7 separate regions of the Mus musculus genome follow, and regions 1, 2, 3, 4, 5 and 7 are each linked to region 6. The links are chromatin loops, found by intact Hi-C in ENCODE. Cell type or tissue: heart. All regions are shown on one strand. Each heading gives the region's core, and the rest is flanking DNA. Links, peaks and the distances in the headings are about the cores only. Region 1 holds the start of Parl (presenilin associated, rhomboid-like). Region 2 has its middle 18 kb from the start of Lamp3. Region 3 overlaps Klhl6 (kelch-like 6). Region 4 overlaps Klhl6 (kelch-like 6). Region 5 holds the start of Klhl6 (kelch-like 6). Region 6 holds the start of Klhl24 (kelch-like 24). Region 7 has its middle 49 kb from the start of Klhl6.

What was found. Peaks named below come from ENCODE experiments on the same cell type or tissue, not always from the same donor. Only the 100,000 strongest peaks of a DNase experiment are listed, where the experiment ranks them.
Region 1: it touches region 6 in a loop (4-fold over the local background); 2 of 42 quality-filtered maps call a loop at or near these places.
Region 2: it touches region 6 in a loop (4-fold over the local background); 15 of 42 quality-filtered maps call a loop at or near these places.
Region 3: a loop joins it to region 6, with 2.1 times the contacts of the local background. A loop is called at or near these places in 8 of 42 quality-filtered maps.
Region 4: a loop joins it to region 6, with 2.6 times the contacts of the local background. A loop is called at or near these places in 11 of 42 quality-filtered maps.
Region 5: it touches region 6 in a loop (2.7-fold over the local background); 11 of 42 quality-filtered maps call a loop at or near these places.
Region 7: it touches region 6 in a loop (2.5-fold over the local background); 5 of 42 quality-filtered maps call a loop at or near these places.

The regions. Positions count from the first base shown.
Region 1 is chr16:20,300,733-20,305,035 of GRCm38, reverse strand. Parl (presenilin associated, rhomboid-like) reads left to right here and starts at 2,674. Exons shown (of 10, transcript NM_001005767.4): 1 at 2,674-2,827. The coding sequence starts at 2,709. In heart, for the core only: a CTCF peak has its summit at 2,559 (motif pointing right); a DNase peak (open chromatin) is centred at 2,755; H3K4me3 peaks cover 2,060 bases; H3K27ac peaks cover 1,513 bases.
Region 2 is chr16:19,722,350-19,726,652 of GRCm38, reverse strand. It overlaps the pseudogene Gm17799. Among named protein-coding and RNA genes, the nearest start is that of Lamp3, 18 kb to the right of the region's middle. In heart, for the core only: a CTCF peak has its summit at 2,336 (motif pointing left); no DNase peak of the experiment used is centred there.
Region 3 is chr16:19,953,395-19,957,697 of GRCm38, reverse strand. Klhl6 (kelch-like 6) reads left to right here. Exons shown (of 7, transcript NM_183390.3): 3 at 345-794; 4 at 4,008-4,245. Among named protein-coding and RNA genes, the nearest start is that of Klhl6, 28 kb to the left of the region's middle. In heart, for the core only: no CTCF peak of the experiment used is centred there; no DNase peak of the experiment used is centred there.
Region 4 is chr16:19,961,353-19,965,655 of GRCm38, reverse strand. All of the region lies in intron 2 of Klhl6 (kelch-like 6), which reads left to right. Among named protein-coding and RNA genes, the nearest start is that of Klhl6, 20 kb to the left of the region's middle. In heart, for the core only: no CTCF peak of the experiment used is centred there; a DNase peak (open chromatin) is centred at 2,475.
Region 5 is chr16:19,980,369-19,984,671 of GRCm38, reverse strand. Klhl6 (kelch-like 6) reads left to right here and starts at 1,623. Exons shown (of 7, transcript NM_183390.3): 1 at 1,623-1,955. The coding sequence starts at 1,669. In heart, for the core only: no CTCF peak of the experiment used is centred there; a DNase peak (open chromatin) is centred at 1,621; H3K4me3 peaks cover 2,864 bases; H3K27ac peaks cover 2,312 bases.
Region 6 is chr16:20,095,610-20,099,912 of GRCm38, reverse strand. It overlaps Klhl24 (kelch-like 24), which reads right to left and starts at 2,359. Exons shown (of 8, transcript NM_029436.3): 1 at 2,242-2,359. In heart, for the core only: CTCF peaks have their summits at 860 (motif pointing left), 2,485 (motif pointing right) and 3,727 (motif pointing right); DNase peaks (open chromatin) are centred at 872, 1,802 and 2,422; H3K4me3 peaks cover 1,893 bases; H3K27ac peaks cover 2,107 bases.
Region 7 is chr16:20,030,041-20,034,343 of GRCm38, reverse strand. No RefSeq gene overlaps it. Among named protein-coding and RNA genes, the nearest start is that of Klhl6, 49 kb to the right of the region's middle. In heart, for the core only: no CTCF peak of the experiment used is centred there; a DNase peak (open chromatin) is centred at 1,823; H3K27ac peaks cover 430 bases.

The DNA.
Region 1 (4,303 bases), core at 247-4,246, 200 kb before region 6:
TCATTGGCTTTCCTCATAAACTCCCTATCACTATCGGCCCAGTACTCATCCTGAGTAACAGTTTAGATGACCTTCCTCCCCCAGTGGCCTGAATTGCATTTGCTGGCATATGAAAGACAGCCAGCAGGAAAGAAGTCCCCAGGTCACTTCCAGCTTGATTTTTCTGTCCTGCAACCAAAATCTGTCTTCATCATAGAATCTTACTATATAGTTATGGTGGGAAACCAAGAACAATGGCAATAGGCTATACTGTTTGTGGTGCAGGGCTCCTACCCAATAACTCAAAGGATGCAAACACACACAGCACTGGGATGTTCACTTAATACCTTATGTCTTTTGGGGGTACCTGTGTTCAAGATATTTTTTAAATTATATTTTTTAATTAGTTTCCAAAATAGTGGGTTTCTATAACGTTTTGAGCTGCTATTTTGTGGTGGTTTGTTTGTTTGTTTGTTTATTGTGACAGTCTTATTATATAGACTATCTAGCTTCAAAGTTTCAGAGATCTGTTTGCCTCTATTTCTCAAGTATTGGAATTAAAAACATGCACTACCATGCCTGGTTTGGTGTGTGTGTGTGTGTGTGTGTGTGTGTTCAGGAACCAGAAGAGGGCATGAATCATTTGGAGCTAGAATTTCAGGAAGTTGTGAGTTACCTAACATGAGTGTTGGGAATTAAACTGGGGGCTTCTGGAAATGAAATCTTCTTAATCCACCAGTTGTTCCTCCAGCCTCCATTAGAAACAAAACAAAACAAAACAACCCTTAACTAAGAAAAAAAGCCTTTACTCCCAGCACTTGGGAGGCAGATGCAGGTGGTTCTCTGTGAGATGAAGGCCAGCCTGCTCTATAGAGTGAGTTCTAGGTCAGCCTGGGCTACACAAGCAAAACCTTGTCTCAAGAAACAAACAAACAAACAAACCCCCAAACCTAAAAGAAAAAAAACCACAAAACACTGGTAGCACGTCATGAATGAGAAGAAAAAAAAAAAAAGAAAGCAAGTGGCTGGACTAGGTTGATAGAGAAAAACTAAAGGAGGGAAATTAAATAGGAGGGCAACAGGGACAAGGTGGGTAGTGAAGTCGTGGCTAAAGGTAGAGTGGAGGGAGGGAGGTAAAGCAATGCAGCAAATAGCCTAAAACAAGCCAAATTCTGCAGACTCTGCACAGACCCTGAGAGTCAGGCGGCCAGCCTGTGATGTCTGGGGAGTGAGAAGAGGGGTGGAGATATATATGACGGACACAGGCTGGCCCACACTGGTTCTGGTTTCAGTTGGCTCAGTCCATCCATCTTTATGTTGGCCCATTTGGCCTACACTGACTTTGAAAACATGGACAATAAGAAACAATTGTGTATTTAATCTGTGAATGAAAACATAGAGTCACACAAAGTGGGTATCCCTTAACAACCAAACTCCTCTGCATCCCATATCTAGAAGCTACAAACAATGACTGGGGTCCCTTAAGCATCTCCACTGGTGCTGCTACCCACAGTTATGCAGTGTGTTCTGACTCTTTCTGAATAAGGGTCGCTCCCCATGTTCTTCATTCTCGAAGCCTGGAAACACTCAGCCCAGACCTTTACCACCAGTAACAGAAGAGTTTCTAAGGGACCCCCACCCCCACCCATTCTCCTTTTCCCTCTTGAAATAAATGAGATGACAGAGTAGTCCTGGAGGTGCTTCTGATAGACTCCAATCTAATAATATAAACCAAGGGCCATAAAATTGCAGAGGGAGTTAAAAAGTCTCTTTTACTATAAGTGAGGTTTGTTGTGAGTTCTAGAAAATTGCGGATTTATAGTTAGGAAAGGAAACATGCCATGCTTAGGCATTACACATGATTCCCTGCTACTGTAACATTCTTATTTGAAACATTCCTGTAGAAAGGGAACATTGTTCTCAAAGCAAATGTTAATTGTGCTGGGATACTTGACTCTCAGTTGTCTAGAGATCAACCAGACTCAGGTGTAGGAGACCCTCTCCCTTCCCTTGCTTCTTCAACTGAAACACTTGGGGCTCTGTCTTTGGCTATCAAACTTCAGTAATGGAACCACCCCAGAAATCTCATGCTGGAAGGAAAAAGCCTGAGTTTCTGGGGGCAGCCAGTAACTACAGAAGGATTTGCAACTTGTCAAGGGGGCAGGCTTGGAGAAGGAGGCTGGATCAGGGGTCGGGGGTGACGGGTGAAGGGTGATTGGTGAGGGGACACAATTTCCTTATACTGCACACTTCTTGCCTTCCATTTAAACCTTATCTTTATGTTAGACCTGGAAGATGAACGTGGGGAGTCATTGAATTTCATCCTCTCAGTGTGGTCCCATTTAATAAATCGTTTTCTGCTTTTCACAATCAGACAGATGTCCAAGCCTGGCGAGTTAAGGTTGCCACTGTACAGGGCCATTTCCCTTTTCTGAGACTATAAAGCACAGTGAAACGGTGTCTTGTGGTTAAATGTGATAACCTGAGGGTGTCTGATAACACAGCGTTACTCAAAGCCTCAAGTTTTCCCCAGTCACTCTCACCAGAAACTTCCAAGGTGGCGCTGGTCTGAGAAGAGGAAGACCGGAACTGAACGGCCTCCAGGTGGCGCTCTAGACCACTCCTCCGCGCTGTGTGGCTTTTTTTTTTTTTTTTTTTTCTTCGCCCCGGAAGTGATTTCTAGGCCGGGGTTAGAGAGGTCGGGCCATGGTGGGGCAGAGGTTGGGAAGATGGCGTTGCAAGGTTGGGTACAGCGAGGCTGGCGCTGCGGTCCGGCGTGGGCGCCTCCCTTGGGTGGCGGCTACCGGGAGCTCTCTGCGACCCAGGCCCCGCGGCTGCTTGGACGCAGGTAATGGCCGCCGCTTCCAGCTCCCCCGGCTTCCCATGAGCTGGGGTTGCGCGCATCCTCGGGGGATAGGTAGCCGTGTGGGGCTCCCGCTTTCCATTGTTTACGAGGTCTTTGCTAAAGCTGACTCCTCCCTGCCTAGCTTTTCCTTGGTCCTCCTTTCCCTACTGGCTTCTGGGTGCCGAGCCGCGAGAGGTGTCTGGCCGAGCCCGGCCCGGTTCTCCGGACCCGCGGTCTTTCCTAGTAGTTCCGAGGGATGTGATGGAAAGGGGAACTTCTGAGCGTTAATTGCATGTCCGGCTCATATTCTTGAAAGGGCTGTACTGCTGTAGGAAGCACGTGGCCTTTCCGGCCGGCCGGATCTTACATGAAGTGTAATAGAAGAGAAATTCCATAGCAGTTGAATTAATACTGACGTTGAAACTTAGTCCGAAGATGTCAACTTTGCAACTTCTACCTAATTGATGGTACCATACACACCAAGGGGCCTGAGGTCTTTATAAACGTGTGAGCTAGCCAGAGATGAGATTGAGCCTGGCGAAGGCACCACCTGATCTTAAAATTCACCCGAGGTGGGCACAGGTCTGTAATCTCAACTCTCAGTAGTCTGAATCAGGAGGATGGCGAGTTGGAGCCAAGCTGGGAAAGGCTGAATTATAAATAAATAAACAGCACCTGGACTATATGTAGATTCATTTCCCAGGTGCCACCCAAAATCAGAATCTTGGAAAGTGGCGAAAGCGGAAGAACCTGCTCCTCAAGTGAAGCTTATTAACATCTGTGGAAAAGTTGCATATGGTGTAGCTTACTGGCTAACGTTTAAAATCAGGCATTGCTTTTAAACAGCTTGGTGTGGTCAGACTTGCTTGTAAGCAGGGTTAGGCGTTCAAGGCTAGGCTGGGCAGCAGAAGACTGGAAAAAAGAAAGGAAGAAAAAAGTCTTAAACAGGTGGAACTGGGGAGGTGCCTTGGAGGTAACAAGATTTCTGTGATCCTGTTGATTTGCTGTGATAGTTTCGGGAAAAGGCAGCAAAAGAAGTGGACACTTCATCTCTGAGGAACCTCATTGGTAGGGTGCTTGTCTCTAGTAACACCACAAAACTTGTCAAAAGAGTTTAGCCTACCTATCATGGTGGCTCAGGCTAGTAATCCCGGCACTTGGGAGGTGGATTAGGAGTAGGAGCCAGACTGTCAGGCCACCATGGATTACTTGAGGTCCTGTCTAACCCTCCCCTCAGTACATGTGGTATTAAAATTTATATGGAAACTTGGAAACTGACATTCTTAATCTTGTGGTTATGGGAGAATGCATTAGATGAGAATGTGGGTGAACCTGAAGTGGCTTTGCTCTTGTCTCCACATGTATGAACTTAATAGGGAATGGGAGTTGCTCGCTTTGTAATCACTAGTCTGTTTTGAGCCACTGTGGTTCTAAATTAGCATGAAGAATGAGCCAGGCCTTGTGGCTCTAAAGAGGTCC
Region 2 (4,303 bases), core at 125-4,124, 370 kb after region 6:
GGTTCTTTGTTACTGTGATAAGACACTGACCAAGAGCAACTCAAGAAGGAAAGAATTTATTTGGTCTTACAGGTTATAGTATATCATCATGGGAAGCCAAGTCAGGAATTCAGAGCAGAACAGAAATTGAGTCAGAGACCATGGGGACCACTGCTCACTAGAGAAAGCTCACTTTCTCTGGATGTTCATCTAGCATTTTTACACAGTCCAAGCCCATCTACAGAGGGATGCTACCGCTCACTATGGGATGGGCCCTGGGCCCTCCCTCATCATTTGAATCATGAAAATACCACACAGACATTCCCATAGGCCATGAAGACAGTCTCTCAATTGAAGGTCCCTCTTCCCAGGTGTGTTAGCCATGGAGATTAACCAGCATAATACACAACAAATAGATGTTTTAAAAAATACCAAAGAATTTGTATCATTTGCCAATTTATGCATGCAGAGAAGGAACCAAAAGCTTCCTTTTAAAATTAATACTTTCTTTCTCTTTAGCTTAGATTAGACAAGATAAGAATCCTGAGAAACTGGTTTTTGAAATACAACAGAACAAGTAGTTAGAAAATAGCTTTTGCCTTTTAATGATAAAAGCTAAAATTTATATCAAAATGTAATGCTCTAGTTATTATTATCTTAGGATTTAATAATAGCAGCCTCTGTCATATAAGGGTAATCCAAACTGCTTATAGGTGCTAATTTTTATTGTTGGTATGGTAGCTCCTAAATATCCACCATGAAAAGGAAATTAACAGAGGTAGTCAACAGACATATATGTCTATGATTTTGCATATATTATTGCCTTAATAAAAGGCTCATATTTAACATTTTATGTTAGGAGTATTTTTGAAGTCTTAAGCATTCAGGTGAGTAGTAGACATTGTTGGGAATTCATTGAAGATTCTAGTCCTCATGGCCCTGCATTACTGCCTGCGTCTGTCCCTTCTACAAATCTTTGGGTGATACCCAAAGTCACCCAGCCAGTGACACTTGCCATGTTCTCTACCAGGGATCACATAGCCATACTTTTTGAGTATGGATCTCCCCTAATTCTGCAGCTTCCACCTGCTCAGCTCGACCTCCCATCCTGTCTCCATTCCTATGGAACTTCATAGTGACATTAGCCCTGTTTCTCACCAGTGACCCTGTAGTCACTGGTAGAGAGAGGCATAGCAGCGTAGGCCCAGATGGGCTACCTGTGCTCCCTCCAGCTGCCCATGTCACATTCAACATTCAGGGTTTCCCTGGAACCCACATCCTGTGCCCACATCCAGTCTAGTGAATTTCTTGAATCCTATTATACTTGTGCCCCATTAGATTCAGCAGACATAGCCCAAGCTGCACCAAATAAAATATCCTATTTCCGTCTTGTCCCCCTGGGAGCATTTTAGTGCTCCATCCTGTGAGAGTTCGAGAGAGCAAATGAGAAGCAGAGCCTTGTTTTTTGTTTTTAGATTTTTTTATTTTTATTTCATGTGTATGTGTGAATGCCTGCAGGTATGTTTGTACACCACATACATGCAGTGCTTGAGAAGGCTGGAACAAGGCATTGAACCCTAGAACCAGAGCCACAGGCAGTTGTGAGCCACCATGTTAATTTTGGAGACTAGATGGGTCCTCTGAAAGATCAGCCAGTGCTCTTAACCCCTGAGTCATCTCTCCAGTCTCGCTTGAAAAGCAGGTTTGTCTCTTTATGCTTAAATTCCTTTATCATTTATTTTACATGATGGGATTAAACACAGCCTTGTAAGGATAAACATGCAGACGCTCTTAGCCTTTGTACCAAGTTCTCTGTTAGCATCTGACCCTCAGCCATAGTTATCCATCATCCTCTGGAAGACAAGAAGAGGAGCCCAGGCCTTAAGCGTGGCTTTAGAGAAGATCCTCTGCTACCAATGGAAATCGTGAACTTTGGTTGACATTCTGGGGTTGAACGTTAGGAATGTGCTTAGTTTAAAGGAATAGAAAAATATTGCTGGTTTTAAAAAGAAATGAACTAACCGGAGCTCTTGACTCTAGCTGCATATGTATCAAAAGATGGCCTAGTTGGCCATCACTGGAAAGAGAGGCCCATTGGACACGCAAACTTTATATGCCCCAGTACAGGGGAATGCCAGGGCCAAAAAGTGGGAATGGGTGGGTAGGGGAGTGCGGGGGAGGGCATGGGGGACTTTTGGGCTAGCATTGGAAATGTAATTGAGGAAAATACGTAATAATAATAATAATAATAATAATAAAAGAAATTAGTTCACTCATTTAACATCTTTGCCAATAAGAACTGTCAGCAGGATATACCATGGTTACATTCTGCCACCTAGTGGGTAATAAGAGAAAAGGCACAATTTTGTCTTCAAATTCTAATTTATCAAAAACATTTATTTTGTTAAGGCTACTTTATCTATCTATCTATCTATCTATCTATCTATCTATCTATCTATCTATCTATCTATCTATCTATCTATCTATCTATCTGGGGTGCAGCTAACTTTATTGATGGTATTCAAGAGAGTAGGGAGGGCTCCCTAGGCCCCTCCTGTTATTATGCGGGTCTGGGATGGAAACTGTGAGGGAGATGCTCAGTGTTGGGGGCAGAGTTGGGATAGGGACTCCTCAGCAACCGAGGGCCTCTCTTTTGCTCTCAGTGTCCTTGCTCGGGTGGGTGGTCCAGGGTTTCTTACTTCTTGGAGGCCATGTAGGCCATGAGATCTACCACCCTGTTGCTGTAGCCGTATTCATTGTCATGCCAGGAAATGAACTTTAAAAAGTTGTCATTGAGAGCAATGCCAGCCCCAGCATCAAAGGTGGAGGAGTGGGAGTTGCTGTTGAAGTCGCAGGAGACAACCTGGTCCTCAGTGTAGCCCAGGATGCCCTTCAGTGGGCCTTCAGATGCCTGCTTCACCACCTTCTTGATGTCATCATACTTGGTAGGTTTCTTCAGGCGGCTTGTCAGATCTACAACGGATACATTGCGGGTAGGAACACGGAAGGCCATGCCAGTGAGCTTCCCGTTCAGCTCTGGGATTACATTGCCCACTGCCTTGGCAGCACCAGTGGATGCAGGGATGATGTTCTGGGCAGCCCTTCGGCCATCACGGCCCATTAGCGGGATCTTGCTTCTAGAAGATGGTGATGGGCTTCCTGTTGATGACAAGCTTCCCATTCTCGGCCTTGACTGTGCCATCGTGGGTGGAGTCATATTGGAACATGTGGACCATGTAGTTGAGGTCAATGAAGGGGTCACTGGTGGCAACAATCTTCACTTTGCCAAGTGGAGAGCAGACAGCAGCCCTGGTAACCAGGCGTCCAATACAGCCAAATTCGTTCACACCGACCTCCACCATTTTGTTTACGGGAGGAGGCTGGCACTGCACAAGAAGATGCGGCATTAAGGCTACTTTAAATTTACTGACAGCTTTATTTGGTAAATTCTACTCAATATGTTTAATCAGAATTACACATTAGAACTATAAAATTATTAAAACTATATTCCCTAATCCATGCAGGGAACCATGTGGTGTGAACTACAGCATTTGTCTACGAAGGTCTGTGGTTCGCTTTTCCTCTTACCCAACCTCAATTAACAGTCTACTTATTTTGCCACACAGCCTGAAAGTGACTTCAAAACTCAGAGAACAACTCCTTTGCCAGCTGCTGGCTTTGAGGACAGTCATTCTCCACATATTGCAAGAATGTATCTGTCCTTTAAAAGTTTGCTGTTATCAATCAATCAATCAATCAATCAATCAAACAAAAACAAAACAAAAAACCCATAAACCACCAACCACCACCAACAACCTGTCAAACCTTTCCCCCACCACATATGGTGTGTGTGTGTGTGTGTGTGTGTGTGTGTGTTTGTGCGTGTGCATGTGTGCTCTAGTTTAAAACCATTTGATACTTTTATAACTGGTTTCATATATCCTGAGAGTATATGATGATGAGGCATGGCAAGTGAATTCTACCCCAAAATAAGTATGCTAACATACTGGAAAGACCAGAGTTGCCCAGAGCCTTGCTTCAGTTTTACTGTGGTGATTACTAGCCATGACCATCACAAGTACTATTTATTGAATTTCTATGATGAACAGGGATCTCATTTTTCTGAATTATAGCTAATCTTCTTACCAGCATTGTAAACTAGGAATTATTCTGATTTTAGAGATTTTTTTTTTAAAAAGAAGTTGTGTGGTCAAAGAGAATAAATGACATCTCTATTGAGTGGCAGTGAGACTCAAACCCAGATCTGCTGATTTTGAGCAGTAGATAGTGGCTGCCTCTCTGCTTACTTGCATCCGTTCTGGTG
Region 3 (4,303 bases), core at 229-4,228, 140 kb after region 6:
TAAATGTAGGAAAAATAGCTTAATGGCAGAATATTTACTTAGCACATGTGATGATGTGCTCAACACTACAAAATAAAATAAAATAAAATAAAAATAGAGGTTTGATCAGATTTGATGAAGAGATTTGAAAAATCTCCACATTTTCATATGACTTAAGGTAATCTTATAACATGTTTTTAAATTATTTATAGAGTTGTTGGCTATGGGAATGTATTATTTTTAGACTCTTCCCTTACTGTTGTACGTTTAGGATGTGTCTGAGTTTGGCTGGCACACACAACTCACTGATGAATGTTCTTGTGGGATGATCACTTTCTGGTCTGACTTTCTTCCCTTTTGTTAAGTTTTTACAGCTGGTGGATGCCTGTGCCAGCTTTCTCACAGAAGCATTGAACCCGGAAAATTGTATTGGAATACTGAGGCTGGCAGACACACATTCTTTGGACAGTTTAAAGATGCAAGTCCAAAGTTACATCATTCAAAACTTTGTTCAGATTCTGAATTCCGAGGAGTTCCTTGAACTTCCTGTGGACACTTTGTACCACATCTTGAGGAGTGACGACCTGTGTGTGACTGAAGAGGCTCAGGTGTTTGAGACTGTGATGAGCTGGGTCCGGCACAAACAATCAGAACGACTCTGCCTGCTCCCTTGTGTCCTCGAGAATGTGCGTTTACCACTTCTGGATCCGTGGTACTTCGTGGAGATGGTTGAAGCAGACCCTCTTATTAGACAGTGCCCTGAAGTCTTCCCGCTGCTTCAGGAAGCCAGGATGTACCACCTTTCTGGCAATGAGGTGAGTTGGACTTGAGAGGTATTTCATTTTGTTGGGAATGTAAGGCATTATCCAGGGACTCTTGTCCACAAGTCCATCATTCCTGAATCTGGGCATTCCTGATCTATATAATGGGGATGATATCATATTTTCACACAGCTGTTGGGAGGCTTAAGTGAGACATGGACACCCATGGCCCTGTGCCTGTCACATCCGTCCTCTGCCCAGTTGTGTGCAGTCTAGTCAAATCACCATTCTAAAGGGGTTCTACTTTCTCCCCTTCCTCTGCTCTTGTGAGAATTTGCATCTGTTATTCTTTTCTGACATTGCCTAGATTCAGAGTCTCATCATTTCTTCCCAGATTTCAGGAAATCCCTTAGACCTTATCACTGTGTTCCCAGTCTGTCCTGCCTCCAACTCATTCCCACCCTGGTATGGTGGAAGTTGCAGGTGTCAACTTCACCCCTGGTCTGACCTTTTTACTGGCTCTTCATCACTTTCAGAAAGATACCCATTCTTTCTGCTAAAGCTCTCTAAACTCCACTTTGATGAAATATCTCCTTCCCAGGTCTCTGCCATAATTTACCATCCACTTCTATTGTGTGTGTTTGTGTTTTATTTTTCAATTAAAAACAAATTTAATTTAAACACGTATTTTAAATTAAAATATAATTATATAATTTCCCCTCTTCTCTTTTTTCCCTCCAACTCTTATGATCAAATGCTTCTGTTTATTTAATTGTTGAAATGTTTAATTGTTTGTTTGTTTGTTTTGTTTTGTGAAATGTTTAATTGTTTGAATGTATACATTCTACTGTGGTTTTGATGGACTGCATCTAGTTCTTAAACAAGCAGATGCTATCTAAATGTCTTCTTTTTTTCTTCCTCTACTTAACTTCTGCTTCTACTCTAAAATTCAAGCTAAGGTCGCCTTCTCCAAAGAACCCTTTGTTTTCTTATGGTCATTGGTTCAATATTTGGTCATGAAACCAAATACCACCTGGCAACCATTGAATTCATTATCTTGTAAATAGTCTAAACTTGCAACTTGTTATAGTAGGAACTAGGACCTACTGAACTTTTCATCTCTAGATTTTAGAAATCCCTGGTGTGTTGAGAATGTTCAATATTTATGATTAAATGGGCACCAAGATAGCATTTATACCTATATATTCTCTTTTGCAATTTCTGAAGATATCTTTTACTTAGCATCTTATAAAGACACGGCAGGGTTTAGTGAAGGGACAAGCTAACAAGAAAACTATATTATAGGCAGAATTTGCTATTGATTTACACACATGAAACCTCCTGTGTACCTATCGCTGTGTGAAAGCTCTAAGATTAGCCAGAAAACCTCATCTGCAGGCTACGGTAGAAACCTCAGCCAAAAGTCTGGAATGGTACCTGTCTGGGAGTCCTCTAGAAAATGTCCCCTTATTGGTGTGGATCTCTCTACTTTTTAGTTTTTCTTAGACCTGTCACCTACCTATTCTTCACAGGTGTCCTGAGTGTTTGGTATTATAGCATTTCTCAAGCCTCAGATTTTCTTTGAGAGAGGAGGTTTTCACTTCAAATTGCATCACGTTAATGCTGGTAGTATCTGTTTCTTTTCAAATGGAGTTGCAGAGAATTTCTCCATCCATAAAAGTAGCTGGATTTAGTGGCATAAAACTGTTCATAATTTCTCCTCATCATCTGTACCATAAATATTTGGTTAGAGAGACTGGACAGTATGGAAGGAACTACATGTGCTCTGAGTCCTGGGAGGAGGACATTATTTGAAGCCATTTTGGAGACTAGGTACTACAGTGATTTACATCATAAAAAGTAGTTCACACAGAGGCCTTGATTACCTGTCTTGCCCATCCATCCATCCATCCATTCATCCATCCAACCATCCATCCATCCATTGACTCATAGAAGACCACAAGATCCATGTACTGTTTTTCCTGGTGCTAAGGATCCATTAGAGAAAAAGGACTGTCCTTATAGTAAATTACAAGACTGTCCTTGAAGCATTGCCTACAGTATTGAATTCCTCACTGAACAAGGATGCCTGTTTATGTTGTAGGTTGGGGACAGAAACCAGGCTGATGTTGGGAAGAAAGCTGCAGAGAAGCGAAGTTTATCTTTGGTACCAACTCATTGCATAATACTTTCAAGTGTCTCCAAATTCTTTATCCCTCCTGTCCCATCCTTACTCTATGGATTTCCTACTGTTTATACTCTCAGGCTTTGAAACAAAGGCTTTATTTCTGTCATACACACACTCACAGAGCCACACACACCTTTTAGGCTATGTTATGGCTGTCTGTGGTCAAGGAGCTTTATTTCTTTTAAGGAAGTTCCTCTTTGGATCTGAAGGCTTGCTGTTTCCTGCAGGGCTCCCTTTCCTTATAAAGATCTTCTGCATGGTGATGTATGTCTCTCTCTGTCTCTGTCTCTCATGCATACACACACACACACACACACACACACACACAGATGCACACACACATATATATAACTGTATATGCATATACAGAGGGTCTCTGTGCCTCTGTCTCTCTCATATGTATATATAGATATACATATTCTCACACACAAGTGGGCATACACACACACACACACACACACACACACACACACACACACACACACCCACCCTTTCAAGGCCACATTATGGCTGTCCGTGGTCATGATGCTTTATTTCTTTTAAGGAAGCTCCTCTTTGGACCTGAAGGCTTGCTGTTCCCTGCAGGCACCCCCCCCCCCCAATAAAGCCCTTTGGAAGGGTGATGTGTGTCAGTTCTTTCTCATGGATTTGCTACCCTGTTCTTTCTTTTTTACATTATGATAATAGGTATTGAGTAAATGTTAACTTTGACTTTCATTCCAGGAGTTTAGGTTTCAGACAAGGTAGTAAAAGAGGCAGGAAATGCATTTGATGGCAAATAAACTCTTGTCTTAAAATAGCAACAAAATGACAGGTAACATTTATTCAGTACCTATTACACAGTAGGCCCTGGATCAACACATTCTGTATCTTATGCCATTTAATACAACAAGCCTAATGGGTTGTTAAGATCAAATAGTCATTACACAAATGATGAAATCATGGTCAAGGAGGTAAAATCATGTGGCCAACGATGGTGGAGTGGAAACTGTGGCCTGCTTTTTTGTGGTTCCGCAGCCTGCACTTTGCACTGTCATGCTGTGCTTCCTCTGTTTACATGTCCTCTTCTTGGTTTCTAGATCATTTCGGAGCGCACCAAGCCCAGGATGCATGAGTTCCAGTCTGAGGTGTTCATGATTATTGGCGGCTGTACAAAGGATGAACGATTTGTGGCAGAGGTAACCTGCCTGGACCCCCTGAGGCGCAGTCGCCTGGAGGTGGCCAAGCTCCCACTGACAGAGCATGAACTGGAGAGTGAGAATAAGAAGTGGGTGGAGTTTGCATGTGTGACATTAAAAAATGAGGTCTACATATCAGGTAAGCAGGAGGCTAGCACTAAAGCACTTCCCTAGTAGAAAGCATCCTTCCCTTTCCT
Region 4 (4,303 bases), core at 105-4,104, 130 kb after region 6:
CATACACACACACACACACACACACACACACACACACACACACACACACACAGATAGGCAGACAGAAAGACAGACAGACAGGCAGGCAGGCAGAAAGACAGACAGACATGTGTACACAAAGACAGACAGGTAGACTGACAGACATATAGACACAGAGATATATACCCAGAGAAACAGACAGAAAGACAGCAGACGTGTACAGAAAGACAGACAGACTGACAGACATATAGACACAGATACATAGAGACAGAGGAGACAGAGAGAGACAGAGACACAGAGAGAGGGAAAGACACACAGAGACACACACACATAAGTCAAGGTTACAAAGATATTTGTTTGGATATTTAGTGGAAGGTGATGCGATGAGGCATTGCCTACTTCATTAGATTAAGGGAGGAATGTAGTGCCTGGCTCTATACTTGGTATCTAACTGCAGCACAATGGCTGCCAAGTGTAGCAGCCCAGTTAGAGCCAGTGGTGGAGCTCATGCTTCCTATACAAAACATCTGATCTGAGTATGAGTTGGACAAGAAATTAAGGCAACACAGAATATGACTGAAAGTGCTGTGATTTGAAACTGGGTTTTATGATGGAAGAAAGTACTGCTAGCCAACACACCATGCAGCTTTCAAGTGATGATGCTGTCTAAATGTGGGGGCATGAAGATACATGTGACAAGCACTTGGTGGCTGTGAAAGAAGAACATTGAGAAGTAAGTCGTGTCACAGAAGAGAGAAGACTTCAGAATTATGATTTATTTTAAAATAATATATTGCTTCTATTCGATATTTGCTTCAATATGATTGTAGCAATTACACTAGCTTCATAAACTAATTAGACTACGAATAATGTCAGTTGCCTCTATAATTATATCAAGGGTCCCATCTAAGTTATCATCTGTGGCCAGGACTAGGATTTTACTGTTGATGTTGATTTTATCGTATTCATGTTGTCTCATTGCCTAGATGTGTAAGAAACAGAGTCTGGGGATAGGCCACGTCATTCCTAGGGACCATAGATGAGCATCAAATCTTATGTATGACTTGGCTCTTGTGGAAATGATTCCTGTTTGTGTCATAATTGGCTTGGTAGTTGAAGGTAACAGATCCCAAAGTATGGAAAAGTATGTATCCCTGAAGGGTTCAGGGACCAAGATAGTTGGTAGGAGGATTAGCTCTGTTGAAGTTGGGGTTAGGGAGGGATTTATATAGTCTGGCAAAAGACAGGATTGTGGAAAGGAAATCCATTACAATGTAGCCTTGATGAATTTTGAGTAATAGGTTGCTACTAGTTTAGTCAATTTCATTGGCTCGGTTTCCTGGGGCATTCTAAAGATGCCAAGCCAATTATTTCTCTCAGGGCTGCTTTCCTGGTGATGTCCCCAAGTCATGCTCCTGACATGCTGCCAGTGCTCACCATCTGCCCCTTTGACTGGCAGGAAACTATCCCTCCTTATGGGAGGGTGAAATCACTAACTTTATGCCCTTTGTAACTCATCTCCTCCTTCCCACTATTTTAACAATATGACTTTCATTGAAGCAGAAGCGTGTCATGTAAGTGTGTATCTGAGTAGGGTACCTTGCAGCCTCTAACTTCACTAGCTGGGATGTATAAGGAGCATTGTGCATGCTCCAGCTGTCAGTAGACCTCATTCTCTTATTTCCTGGATCAGGAGTTTGCCCAGCAGCAAATGTGTGTACTTGGGAGGTGTTGACCCACTTCTCTTGCTTCACAACCTGGGTATAGCCAAGTGAGGGAAGTTATAGAGAGGTAGGGAGATCCTGAGAGCTGTGGCCTCGTGGTTAGATTGGTTTTTCTCTTTAGTCTGTAGGTTTCCTTCAAGGAGTTTCTTAGAACTAGATTAATGACTATAGATTCTTTTAACTTATTTTTATCATGGAAAATTTTTATTTTTCCTCCCATTATAATAGATGGCTTTGCTGGGTGTAATAGTCTAAGTTGGCACTTATTGTCTATAAGAATTTGAAATACATTTTTTTCCAGGCCCTTCCAGCTTTTACGTTTTCATTTGAAAAAAGAAAATCTGTTGTTCTGACGGAATTGCCTTTATATGTGACTTGCTGCTTCTCGCTGGCCACTTTCAGTATACTTTCTTTGTTCTGTACATTTAGTGTTTTAATTATAATATGACAAGAGGAGGTTCTTTTCCGGCTTTGTGTGTTTGGTGTCCTAGATCCTCCTTTTATTTTAAGTTCTAACTTGGGTAACTTTTCTGTTAAGATTCTTTTTTCCTTTACTTTTAAGAATTATATGATCATGTGTGTCTCCCATTTTGCCCTTTCAACTTCCTCCAAGTTCTCACATCGCAGCCTTCTGAACTTTATATTCCCTCCCCTTTTGTTATTATGCCCACTAAGTCCAGTCAATGCTGCCCATATGTGCATGGGTGTGGAGCCATCCTCTGAAGTATGCAACTCCTACTTCCCTACCAGTGGCCACATCTTTCAAAACTAATGATTCTTTCTCTTTCAGCAGCTATTAGCTGTCAGTAGCTCCTCAGGAAAGGGTGGGGTTTGGAGAACATTCACCCTATCTATTACATAATTGTCCCTGGCATGATCTTAAGTAGTTCTTGTTCAGCTAACGACTATTACTAGGAATTTTAAGTGCAACTGCCACGCCATGTCCAGAAGATGGCATTTTAGGCTATGGTTATTTTATGTTTGTGTTCCACTCTATTCATCATCTCTTTCTTTCTGCCTCTTCTTCCACTTGTTTTGTGAGCCTTGATGGTGGTGTGGTTAATGTAGATGTCCCATTTAGGGCTGAGAACCCAGCTACCCACTCTCAGCACTCTGCCCAGTTATGCACTGCTCCACTGACTGTTGCCCACTGCAAAAAGAAGCCTCTCTGACCAATGTTGAGAGCGGCCCAAGTCTGTGGGTATAAGGATAAATATTTAGAGGAAAAGTAGACATCATGAACATTTAAATAAATAAAAACAACAGGTTCAACCCTGGGGTGACCCAGACATGAATTCCCTCTTGTGGAATGGGCCTCAAGTCCAACCAGGAAGCTGTTTTCTCATAAAAGTCAATCCACTAAGCACCATTAAGCATATCATGTTTGGCAAGTTGATATTGTAGCATGAAGGGTCAAGTGCTAGATAAGATTATTGATGTCTTTTCTCCCCCAGCAGTCGGCACAGGAGGATCCTAGCTTGTTTGTGGTTCCTTCCTTCCTTCCTTCCTTCCTTCCTTCCTTCCTTCCTTCCTTCCTTCCTTCCTTCCTTTTTTTAAATTTTTTATTTTTTGGTTTTATGAGACAGGGTTTCTCTGTGTAGCCCTGGCTGTTCTGGAACTCACTCTGTAGACCAGGCTGGCCTCGAACTCAGAGATCCGCCTGCCTCTGCCTCCCGAGTGCTGCGATTAAAGGAGTGCGCCATCACGTCCGGCTTTCTTTCTTTCTTTCTTTCTTGCTTGCTTGCTTGCTTGCTTGCTTGCTTTTCTTGCTTCCTTGCTTTCTTGCTTTTAAAAAAGATTTATTTATTTATTTATATTTATGAGTACACTGTAGCTATCTTCAGACACACCAGAAGAGGGTGTCGGATCCCATTACAGATGGTTGTGAGCCACCATGTGTTGCTGGGAATTGAACTCAGGAACTCTGGAAGAGCAGTCAGTACTCTTAACTGCTGAGCCATTTCTCTAGACCTCTGTGGTTGATTTCTATATGTTCCACAACCAAAGTGCATGGTGTCTTCAGCACTATGGTCTTACAATGTAGTTGTGATGGGTAACCAAGGAAAATAGGAATGGCTCATACTGTTTTGTAGACCTGTGGTACTTAACTGGACTATAACTCCAGGGAGGTATCCCATGCCTTGTACTTTCAGAATTCTTTTAAAACTGTATCTTATATCTTCAGAACTATATTCTTCTGTGCCTGTTATCTATAGATTTATCTTTTTCAGAGTGTCCCCTATTCTGCCCTGCTTGAATGTTCCACTTCTTCCATGTCGTCTTCAAGCTAAGCTGTTCTAGCCTCTGTTGATCTATTCTATTGATGTAACTTCCATAGAGCTTTTGATTTGACTATGTTTTTCATTTCCAGCAATTCAGATTCATGTTTCTTCATTATTTCTCTCTTCGTGGAATTCCTTTTTTATAATTTGCATCAATGTCCTTGTTTCATTTCAGCTGTTTATGTTCTAACCTAGGTACTTCTTTTCTTCTTTAAGCATACTAATAATCATTCATTTGAGTTCAGTGTCTGAGATTTTATTTAACTCACTCTCATTAGATGTTATCACTGTGGAATGTTTGACCGAGTTAGTTTTCTT
Region 5 (4,303 bases), core at 72-4,071, 120 kb after region 6:
ATACTCTAATCTGGCTTAAATTGGCTTACTTCACTGGAAGAGAAATAATCTATCAGTGCTTATAAAGACTGAACTAGTTAATGATGAATCTTAGAATATATTTAGGTTGACACATGTCTTAGTTAGGTTTTACCGCTGTGAACAGACACCATGACCAAGACAACTCTTATAAAAGATAATATTTAATTAGGATTGCCTAACAGGTTTAGAGGTTCAATCCATTATCAGCAAGACAGGAACATAGCAACATCCAGGCAGGCATGATGCAGGAGGAGCTGAGAGGTCTACATCTCATTCCTATCTGGCTACATTCATTTTTTTTTTAATTAGATATTTTCTTTATTTACATTTCAAATGCTACCCCGAAAGTTCCCTATACTCTCCCCCCGCCCTGCTCCCCTACCCACTCACTCCCACTTCTTGGCCCTGGTGTTCCCCTGAAATGGGGCATATAAAGTTTGCAAGACCAAGGGGCCTCTCTTCCCAATGATGGCCTCATTAGTAGTTTTTAAGGCATGTGAAAAATAAATATAAAACAATAAGGAGTTTGGTAGATACACTCATGAATGAGAAACTGAATTTTATTTTATTGTGTGTGTGTTTGGGAGGAGGTAAGGAGCTAGAGCAGTTTTGGCCTTATGTCTATAATTTGAGAGAGTATGGTATAAGTTGTCATGAAGAGGCTCATGTCATTGTGTATTGTTTTCAGCATTACCAGAGGATATAGTTAGAAGCATTTTTATGATTTGAACCTGAAATGTCATGCCATAAGCCTATGTCTTGAACGTTTATTTGTCAACTGGTGTTATTAGGGAGGCTATGGAACCTTTATGAAGTACAGCCTAATTTGTATAATTAGGTCATTTAGGGGAAGGCCTTTGAAGGTTACTGGTACCCTTCTGAGCTACCACCATGTGAACAACATATGCCACGTGGTGTTATTGTTGGAGACTGACCCACTATCCCATCCGCTTCCAGGCATAGTGGGCAGATATCCTGGACCAAAATAAATCTTTTGTTCCTTAAATATTTTTTCTGTCAGATAATATGATCAGAACGATGTAACTAATACAGAAGACTGATACCAGGAGTATGGTCATAGCTTTCATTAAATCTGAGCATGTGATTCTTAGGCCCTTGGAAATCATTTGCAGAAGGAAGATGGAGAAATTTGAAGGTATGTGTTAGAGAAGCCCTAAAATTCAGAAAGAAAGTTTATAGGGATATTCAGAAGAAAGGTAAGGCTCCAAAGGGGTCTCAGATAGTGGGAGACAGAGAAGTCCCCCTATGCAGTTCCTCTCTGAAGTCTTAGTTGTTGATGCAGGTATAAGTAAACAGATAATAACTGGAAGCAGAGGTTTGCGTGAGGTGGGAGAGGACTAAACCGTACTCCCGGGAGACACAGATAAGCTACCTTCCCCCCCCCCCCCACCCCCACCAGATCCCTGATCTACGCACCCACTCAAAGACATTCCTAACCCTGTGACAGTCCACAGAAAGAAGAGGAGGAGTTGGTGGTGTTTGTAGTAACAGGATGAGAAAGTGTGAGACTTCCTGTTATGTATGTGTGACAGCTGGTGATAAGTGGAGGGGCCTGTGCAGGAAATCCGTTCAGCTTCTGCAGTGTGACCTCCCCGAAACTTGGCAGCTCCTTTAGTCTAGACGTTGATGGCAGGACAAAGAGGCGCCTGCACCATGAGCGATGTGGTAGAGAGGAGCTTGGAAGGACCCTTAGCACTGACTACAGACAAGTCCTCCCAGAAAAGGGGAGACTTGGTGGAAATATTAACTGGGGAGAAGGTAAAATTTGACGACACGAGACTTTCTTTAATTCTTCAGAACGGCCTGGAGACGCTGAGAGAGGAAAATGCTTTGACAGACGTCATCTTGTGTGTGGATGTTCAGGAATTCTCTTGCCATCGAGTGGTGCTTGCTGCAGCCAGCAACTATTTCAGGTCAGTCTGCTTTGAATCCGAGTCAAACTGCATGTATATTGCAAGGAAAACATCTGTAGATGCGAGAGCTCTGTAATCTACAAGACTGAGCAAGCTCAGTCTGATTTGTTTGCTGTTACATTTATGGTTATATATATTCTTACATAGAGTATGTTAGGTATCATGTTGTATTATATATTACCTTATGTACTATGTATAATATAAATATGTATGCTTATACACTAAGGTTTGTGCCTACTTAAAATGTAAGAAAGGAAACTATCAACCTTTAGAATTTTGATTTAGGTCAAGAGAAACTGGGACCATTTAGAAGCAGTATTTTATTATTTATTACTTGGAACCTTTCATCTCATCCTTGGTCTGATTCCACCATTCGGATACTTTTCTTTGAAAGACTTAATTCTCTGTCTTAATATCCTTTATCATCTCTTAGAGTCAAGCTAACATACTTTAAAAATATGTTTTGTTATCTTTTACCTTGACAAGTGTACTTTGGGAATGATAAAATTGAAAATATGCTTTAAACACACACACACACACACACACACACACACACACACACACACACACCACACTATGTCCTTGATTTTAAGGGTGTGACGTTACTTAAGCCAGGGGGATTTTTTTCCCCTCTTTCTTCAGTTTGACTAATGTGTTTAAAACATGATGTTGTCTTTGTTCATCAGTAGAGGTAGAGAAAAAAATGTGGCCTCACTCTTGGAGTTATCACATAACGTGCTGAAAATTAGGGGTTTCTGGTGTACAAGGAGTGGTGGGAAGGACAAACAATGCAAGAAGCCTCTGGATGTGAAAGGCTCCTGAGGTGTCATAGTGAGATGACACTATGTTTCCATGTCACTTGAGCCCTTTCTTGGCCATGAGATTTTAGGCGACTCTGAATTTCAACTGGTAGATGGGTATAGTGACAGTTTTCTTTTATCATTGTTGTAATGATCCTCTTAGTGAAAAGATCTCACACAGTGCCTGGTAGATACATTTGCTCATAAAATCTTTGTTGAAACCTTGTATGAATACAGCTGGACCAGCATTGTCAACATTAGTGTGGTAATGACAGAGAACCAGTGAGTAAGGATGGTGTGGATAAGGGAGGTGTTTTGGAAAGTAGGGGGAAAAAAATCACTTTATTTTTAGTGAGATTTTCCTACCTTTCAGTTCTGGTTGAGGATTTTAAGAAAATAACATGTGAATATATATAATATTTTCAAAAATCACATATTTCAAATAAAATATGATTATACATAATCAAATATATAAACATCAAGCAAGTACATATACATATATAGCTCAGATCATTCATTCATATATGTATTTGTATTTTATTTGGGGTAGTTAGGAGAAAGTTTTTCTTTAGAATTCAAACAACAGAGTTAGACAGTTGTATGTAAAGAACTCCCATATGTTGACAAGGCCAGAGGCAGAGCCTATGTGAATTGAGGGAAGTCATGACTGCTTTCTACCACAAACAACGGTCACTGGTTTCGCTTTGCACTGGCATGATAGAGGTGACAGATGCCCCCTTTTCAGATGTGGAAATGAAAACTGCACATTACTTACCTGGCCATTGCAGGAGCAAGGATTCCACACATTCTAAGAGTCTTTGTTTTAACTGACGTATGAGTTGCCACTAAGTATGGAGCATCATTCTATCTGCAGCCTATCTTGGTAAAATATAAGCATGGTCATAAAAATGGGTTGACACAAACACACTGCTTAACCTGCCCCTGTACTGGCCACTAGATTTCCCATTCAGGAGGGAATGAAAGTCAATTTGTCTCAGTGCCCTGGGTATTCCTTTTCAGTTTATTCTTTATGTTTTGAGTCACTGAGAAATTGCTATCATTGGTTGGTAGTTTCATAGATGTGTTTGCTTGCTTAGAAGACAGGACTATTGGCTGGCTTCCCCTGAGACATCAATTTTTTTCTGGTTCTTGGGCTTCTCCTCATAAACAGAAGGTGCTTTAGTTCAGATATGTCCTTGCCAGTGCAGAAAACACTCTGTTGGTCCTCAAGGCCAGTATGGCAGTAAGAAGCTGGAACACACACAGGTGTAAGTGTCTGCCTGTGGATGTAGACTTTCTTAACCTTTCTTTTGATTTACATCTAGGTATTTCCAATGTAGTTTTCATCCTATAATGGATACAGGTCTGGCTATAGGACTCTGTTTTCTGTTCATTGAGCAACTGTGTGGAATAGGCTTTGTATCACATGCACTTAGCCCATTTAATGTGTACAAAATTTTGTGTTCAACAATTTTGTGCATAATAATATTGTGCTTGTCTTACACATGGTGGGGGCTGAAGTCTAGGTGCCAGTTAATTAAAAAAAAA
Region 6 (4,303 bases), core at 78-4,077:
GCTATTCTGTTGTTGGACTCCCAAGTCTATGTTGCCCAGGATGGTCTTCAACTCCTAGGTCTACTGAGTATTGCTCTTACTTCAGTCTCCCAAATAACTGGAGCTGCCCACAGGGGATTCACCTTGAGCTTATGGGAGTATTTATAGCATGAAGAACAGAAATGTTAAAAACATCCAGCTGTCTTGTATCATTGTTGTAGTCACAACAGAAATGAAATCTTTTTTTTTTTGCATAAATGCTTGTGAGGACATTTTATTGACATTTTTCATTACAGAGTCCACACTTACATATTTGATAAAAGAGCTGTCCTAAATTTTCCAGGTAAGAGTAAATAAAGTGCATACAAGAATAAATGCTGCAACATATTTGCTAAGTATTTATTTTCCAAAGTCTTGACCTCTGACTCTTAATGAAATGGCAGGAAAACAAGGAAGTTAAAAAGCACACCGGAAAAGCATTAAGGTTTTGGCAATCTGGACGAAAGCCAGGAAAGTTTAAGATATAACTGATAGCTCTCAGAATATTGTTTTCTTCTTCCTGTTTAAAGACTAAGTCACAAGCTTTGTTTAAAGAAACTCAACTTATCAAATGGTAGGTAGTTCTTATTAAAGTATACTGGGTTGCATTTGTATATGTTAAGATCTGAATAACCTTAGTATACGAGTGACTATGTGTCCTGATCAGACAACTTCTTATTCTAACAGGCATCAGTACTTGGATTTTTAATATTAAGAGGGGCTGGAAGGATGGTTTAGCAGTGCTCTTGCAGAGGACCCAGGTTTGGTTTCCAGCACTCACAAGGCAGCTGACAACTTGAACCATCTAGAACTCCAGTTCCAGGAGATCTGACGCCCTCTTCTGGCCTTCGTTGGCACCGAACACAGGTGGGTGGGTACATGCTGGTCAAACACCCACACAGAATAAATCTTTAAAAAGTATATTAAGGCTGCTTTATTAAGTATATTATACCTGCTTTACTGAAGAAACTCAACTTTTCTGAGATAAAATGACAAAACCTAGCTGCACCATAAGTTTAAGAGATTTGGAAAACCACCTTTAATATCCTCCGTCTGGAAATGACTGGGCTTTCGGTTATCTTAATGTACAGTTTTCCAAACACACCTTCAACTCACTTATCAGAAACTTCTCAATTACCTGGGAGATTAATACACGAAATTGTGTGCCCCAAAAAGGGAAAACTAAGAAAGCTCATTCAAAAATCCAAAACCAAAAAACTTTTAGGTGAATAACCTCAAAATATCTTTTTTTTTAAAGGTAAAAGCCACCGTTTATATTTTTAGTGGCAAGGGATACATATTAAATCCTAATAAAGAAAAACAAAACACCAAACCATTATCAACCATCAACCATCTGGTGGTTGTGCCAGGTGTCAGCTGAGAACACTAACAGAAAAAAAAATTGACATGATTAAAATCCGCTAGAGCTGATATTGAAGCTTCTCAAATGTGGCCTTGTGGGTCATCCTTTACTACCTAAGGCTGGACAGAGCAGGCAAGGGCAACTTCGCAGAGCTGCGCGCTGTCCTACGCCAGGAGCTACGGGTTAGCCCCCACCCCCTGGCCTCTGCAGGGCACGCCCCCTTCCTACCCACCGCCCCGCTGCTCCCCTCCCTCGGCGCCCGCGTCCTCCAGGTCACCTTCAGGCGAGGGCGGGACTGCCTGGCACGGGCCACCCACCTACCACCCCCTGCCAATAAAAATTCGGAACTCGCCGGCCCGGCCCGCCTGCAGCGCCCAATCCCGGCCGCCCGAACGATCTTCGCCTCGGGTGCCCAGGGCTTGGGGGCGGGAACATTGGGAACTAAATTAAGAAGCAGAGGGCCCTGAGAAGGAAGCGGGCAGCCGGGTGGGGGCTCCCCCGGGACGGCCCGAGGCCGCGCTCCCGGTAAACAAAGGCTTCGCGGGGGCGGGTAACGGTCAGGTGACCACGCCCCGCATGTTTCGCAACTGTGCTGCTGGCTGCTATGGCCCCAGCACCCCGATCCTTATCCGTGCTAGGCGACAGCACTCACGGTCACCCCACGGAAACTCCAGGTCCGAGGCCGAAACACTCCGGCCGCTTCCACCCTAAGTGTATTGCTGCCGCGGGGCTCGTCCCTGCCCTGTCCCCACGCCCGAGGCCGCATCGGGCTTCTGGCAGCCAGGGACCTCGCCTCCCTCCCGCCGGTGCCGGGGATCAGCGCCGCGGTCGCATGCCGCTTGGAGCGGCCACCCTGGTACCTCTCGGCGCAGGCTGGAAGCGGCACGAGCGGCGACCCCCGTCCCTGCTGCGCCGGCGTCTCCTCGAGCCACCGCCAGTCTCTGCCACTGCTCACAACAAAGGAAACATGTGACCGTCGAGCCAAAACACTTAGCGTCACCCACCCTTGGCCAATGGGGGGGAGGCATCCGCCTTCCCGGAGCATTCTGGGAGACGTAGTTTTTACTGCCGGTGGGCTCTCAGGCCATCTGGGTTCCGCTAGAGGGCGGAAACCCAACCCCGGGCTGCTAATTCCAAACATTTATTTAAGGTAGAATAAGATTAAAGGAATGCATCTTGATCAAGACAGAAGTGGTATGTTGATTGTTTTCAAAGAGCCCTTTACATCCCAAAGCCAAAGCACAAGACCAGGACTTAGCCAACCTTAGAGCTTGGAATAAGGCTTGTTTTAATTACCATGTTCTAACACACTTGGGAAATCAGAGGGCCTGAGAGGTGGAGTGTACTAGAAGCCTGGTCATAATTGCAGAGGACGCTTTCTTTGTAAATCTGTCAAGGTCGCTATCAGAGCCTCAGTTACTTTTTAAATTTAATTTAATTTTTGTCTTAATCAGATGCAGGAGTTGAACAAAAATTGTAACAAACCTTTATTTTCCGAGGCACATGGAATCTTCTTCAAGATGTTTTGTTTCTAGGAGATTCCTTTTCAAGGATGGCCGTCCTCTGCTCTTGAAAATGTTTGGATAGTTCTGGCTTCTGACAAAAGTTACGTACTTCTTCCTTCTGCACTTCATTAAGACAGCCTTGCCTCCGTTAAAATTAGATGTGTTGCCACAAGGTAGAGAGAGAGGAGCAGAGTTGACAGGCAGGCCATTTGATAAGCTTTTAGGTCTCCTTTTCATGTTCTATTAACTTAAAAAAAGCCTACTGAGTACTTCCTGGGGCGCGGGGGTGGGGGGTGGAGTGGGGGGGACCTTTCTTTGACTTTTCTAAGATTTATGGCTAGGCCTGCAGTAAAACTGCTTGCCACTCTGGCTTGACCAGTTGGTGCTATCAGCTTAGAGAGTCCTTTCTTTGGTTTTCTCTTGTCAAAGCAAGAAGATTTATTTTCATATTCTCTCCTTCCTTCCCTCGTCCTTTTCCCCTCCTCCCCTCTTTTCCTCCTCCTTCCTTCTCTTCCCCTCTCTTCTCCACAAATTGATTTAAACAAGATACATAACTTGAAGGAAAACTATCTAGAATTCTTTTTAAATTGTCTATTATTATTATTATTATTATTATTATTATTATTATTAATTCTTTGTGTGTGTCTGTATTGGCTATCTGAGTGCTGGTAAAGATCAGAGTCATTGGGTCCCCCTGGAGCTGCAGGTGCTGGGAGCTGAAATCCAGATAGAGCAATAAGTGCTCTTAGCCATTAAGTCATTTCTTCAGCTCTATTTATTTAAAAATTTAAAATTTAAATATGTTTTGTCTGCGTCTGTGTACCATGTGCCTGCATGCAATGCCCATGGAGGCCAGAAGAAGGCACCAGATTCCCCAGCACTGGAGTTGGTTTCAGAGAGTGTGAGCTACCATGTAGGGATGCTGGAATTCTAGGCTTCATCCTCTCTCATAAAGCAGTCAGTGTTTTTAACAATGGGGTCATTGCTCCAGATCCTTTATTTAGGTTGCAAAACAGCGTCTTAATGTTTCTGAGGCTGACCTCTAATTCATTAGTGATAGAATTTTTATTTTATTTTATTTTATTTTATTTTTTATTTTTTGGAGGGAGATTTGAGAGAGAGAGAGAGAGGGAGAGAGAGAGAGAGAGAGATATGTTTGAACTTATTCGTTTTTCAGGCAAGCATTTTATTAATGCTTCAGCAAGCAGTACAGTAGGGCCCAAAGTGAGAAACTTAGTTTCACTCAAAGTAAAAAGCAAGGTGTCTATTCTTTTTTTTTTTTTAACAAATATTCTTTTTTTGTTTGTTTTTGTTTTTAAAGATTTACTTATTTATTGTATGCTTTAAATACACTGTAGCTGTCTTCAGACACTCCAGAAGAGGGTGCCAGATCTTGTTACGGATGGTTGTGAGCCAC
Region 7 (4,303 bases), core at 118-4,117, 66 kb after region 6:
CTAGTGCTACCTGCCCTGGATATGTCTGAGTGGAGCCTGTCCTTCCTGTGATCCTGGTTGTGTCAGAACTCCTCAGAGTCAATCCTGTGATCTGGCATCCTGTGATACGGAGATCCTGGGTGTGTCAGAGCTCCTGGGAGTTAAGCTGCCTTTGGGACCTTGAGATCCTTGTGTGACCAAGCTCTTGGGTTCCTGCATCCTCTGATCCTGGGTGTCTTGGGGTACCTGGGAGTGGAGCTGCCTCTGGGTGTCATGGGGCTGGCTATGGAGTTTGCACCTGCTCAGGGCACCGGCCCAGACAGACCAGAAGGAACCCATGCCACTGGTCTGATGGAATTCCTGCATACTTGTGTCCCGCTGGTCCCAGTTACTCATGGTGTTGGGACAGAGGTTGTTTCTTCTTCCTCTCTGATTCTATCGGCTTCTAATGTTCTTAAATCAACAGGCTAAGAAAGGTATAACAGTTTTAGGAGTGGTTATTGATCCAGATTACCATGGGAAAACTGGATTGCTTCTCCACAGTGGAGATAAGAAGATTATATCTGGAGTGCAGGAGATCCTTTAGAGCACCTTTCTGTTATTATGTCATGTGGTTGATGTCAATAGGAAGGAAAGTACAACAACCCAATCCAGGCTGGATAACAAAGAACACATACGCTTCAGAGATGGAGGTATAGCTTGCTTCTCTAGGAAAAGAACTAATACCTGCCAAAGTGTATGCTGAAGGTAGAAGAAATGTAGAATGGATAGCACAGGAAGGTAGTTAAATACAAGCCAAAGCCATATTCCCTGCTGTAAAAATAAGATTTTAAAGAGTATTCATGTCCTATTTTTAAAAGTTATGCTTGTATATATATACATATCTTAAACATGTACTTGTTTCTTCTCTATATATTTGTCATGTAATGTAACATATCATTGAGATGTCAGATAAATATCATATTTAAGCTATGAGACACTAAAAGACTATGCACAAAGGATATTACCACCTATTCTAAAACATATAATGCATTTGAATACAGTGCATGTGGAATACTTATATCATGTTATGCAGAATGATAACCTGGCTATTGTTTTCATTTGGGAATTAAACATAACATAAAGAGATGTGATTGTGTGTCAAGCTGACAAAGGCTAGACTTGTGATAGTTAATCTTGGTTGTCAAATTGACTATTAACTAATACTCAAGTAGCTGGGTAAGCCTGTGAAGGATTTTCTTGATTTGATTATGGTGGGGGATAGACTGGGGGGAAGAACCCACCCTAAATCTAGAGCAAACCTTCTAGTGGCAATTCACATAAAAGAACATTGAAGAAAAAAGCATTTTCTTTTAGTTTGTTTGTCCCCACTATTACTGGCAAGTTCATATATCTGGTTGCTGATGCATTTCTTCGCTGGTGTTAGAAACCGGTTCTTTAGGATTCCAATGTTGAGTGAAGATCAGCTCTCAAGGAATTTTCTGGGACTCCAGTGCCACTCTGGGACTGTTGAGACATTCACTTTCCTGAACCAAACAACTCAGGGATTCTTGGCTTTTCCTTTGGGAGATAGCCATTGTTGAACTATCCAGGCCACAGTCTGTCATCCACTATAATCAGTTACACACACCTACACACACACACACACACACACACACACACACACACACACACACACACACACACACTTTATCAGTTCTGTTCCTTTAGAAAACCCTGACTAATGCGGTTGCTTTGAGCCTGTGCTCTGTGTCCTCTCTGACCTGGACTGACATGTAGCAGTCTGCTGGTCCCTCTGAGCTTTGCCTGACTTTACCCTGTAACAGCTGCTGCTTTTTTTCCTGGTGCAACCCCAGCCTGGGGCTGGCTTCCAGCTGGCTTCATGAGACTAGCAGTGAAAGGCCTGCAAGATAGTTTCTGATGGTCACTAAGGGACTAACTGACAGTCACTAAGGGACTAAGGAGTGACATTTTCCCTGGCAGCATGGCCTCTGAATTCTGGCGGATAGCAAAATGGGGTTTTTTTTTTTTCCCTTTCATCCTGGCTAGAGATAACTGGAGGAATGGAGCACCTCACATGAGGAATGCATCCTTGGATGTAGATCATTTTTATCAGGCAGGAAACCAAGAACACCATCCATTCTGCCTCTCATGAGAGCAAGAGGCATGTGATTACCAGTTTCACAAGGATGTTAAGCAGCAGCCAGGGAGATGCTGCAGAAAGCAATGAAGGCATGAAAGCCCTGGAATCAGTGCTTGGGACACAGACTGAGGCCCATTTCCTGAGAGCCCTGACAGAAGCCTTGGGAATACAATAGGGCAATGTTGAGAGTGCCTTTGCAGGTTTAAGTGGAACAAAGGATCCAGGGAGGGTGGGTGTTTCTCAGAGCAGAATCATAGATTTCTGGTGTCCAGGTGACACTCTCAGAATTGGAGGTAGTTATACTGAACAAAGGGAGCCAGGGAAGGAGGATTATAGTCAGGACATCTGGGGAAGGCTGTTTGACTGAAGTAGCAGTGTGGTCAAGACAGAGAAATAAAGTAAAAAATAAACCAGGTAAACTTAATGAAATAAAGCATAGGAATTAGGCCTAGAGATTAGTTCAAAATGAAGGCTGTGAACATCTAGTTTTTGAGAAAGCTTCTTGCCCTGTGGGGCTTATGGATCTAAGGTGTGTCCTCCCTACCGCCAGTCTTGAGCAGGTTAGCTCAGACCTCATTTGACACAGTTGCTAGCTCACCTAGGGTAGAGTCTTCCAACCATGGTAAAGTCTTTTGTCTGCCACATCTGCAGCTTCCTGCAAAAAGCTACCTGCTGAGCAGCTGAGCTTGTTTTCCTGACAGATCCTGACAAAGCAACCTTGAGACCCTGGCATAGTGGGGGATGGGTTCCTCCTACTTTATAAGCTCAGACTCATAGGTAAACATTGGGCCTCTATCAGAGAACTTTGTCTTGGCTCATAATTTCTCTCACCATCTTTCCCATCCAACCCCATCTTTACTTTCAGGAACCCAGTAACCTGTGGCCACTAGTGGCTACACTAAGCATATATGTAAAGTTAAATGTAATTGGGTGGAAGGCTGAGCCTAGAAACTGGTCGAAATTTTCTCAAGGACTTAGGGCTATGGACTCATTGAAATAAATTATATACTGTGACTTTTATGGGTCTGTGGTTTTTATTTTTCATTTATATTCTCTATGGTAAGGAGAACAACTGTCCTCATGTGAATGTACATGAGGGGATTTTAGACACTGCAGAATAAATGTTCTTCTACAGGTCTGATTGATAATGAATTCTGATTTGTCCCAAGACACAGAGTTGGTAGGTTGGAGGCAGTCTCTGACCCTTCTATCAACATTAGCCACAGTTACTATTTTCTCTGACCCACAAGTGAAGTGGCAATTGTTTTTTTTTTTCTTTCCATTTTTTATTAGGTATTTAGCTCATTTACATTTCCAATGCTATACCAAAAGTCCCCCATACCCACCCACCCCCCACTCCCCTACCTACCCACTCCCCCTTTTTGGCCCTGGCGTTCCCCTGTACTGGGGCATATAAAGTTTGCGTGTCCAATGGGCCTCTCTTTCCAGTGATGGCCGACTAGGCCATCTTTTGATACATATGCAGCTAGAGTCAAGAGCTCCGGGGTACTGGTTAGTTCATAATGTTGTTCCACCTATAAGGTTGCAGATCCCTTTAGCTCCTTGGGTTCTTTCTCTAGCTCCTCCATTGGGAGCCCTGTGATCCATCCATTAGCTGACTGTGAGCATCCACTTCTGTGTTTGCTAGGCACCGGCATAGTCTCACAAGAGACAGCTACATCTGGGTCCTTTCGATAAAATCTTGCTAGGGTATGCAATGGTGTCAGCGTTTGGATGCTGATTATGGGGTGGATCCCTGGATATGGCAGTCTCTACATGGTCCATCCTTTCATCTCAGCTCCAAACTTTGTCTCTGTAACTCCTTCCATGGGTGTTTTGTTCCCAATTCTAAGGAGGGGCATAGTGTCCACACTTCAGTCTTCATTCTTCTTGAATTTCATGTGTTTAGCAAATTGTATCTTATATCTTGGATATCCTAGGTTTGGGGCTAATATCCACTTATCAGTGAGTACATATTGTGTGAGTTACTTTGTGAATGTGTTACCTCACTCAGGATGATGCCCTCTAGGTCCATCCATTTGGCTAGGAATTTCATAAATTCATTCTTTTTAATAGCTGAGTAGTACTCCATTGTGTAGATGTACCACATTTTCTGTATCCATTCCTCTGTTGAGGGGCATCTGGGTTCTTTCCAGCTTCTGGCTATTATAAATAAGGCTG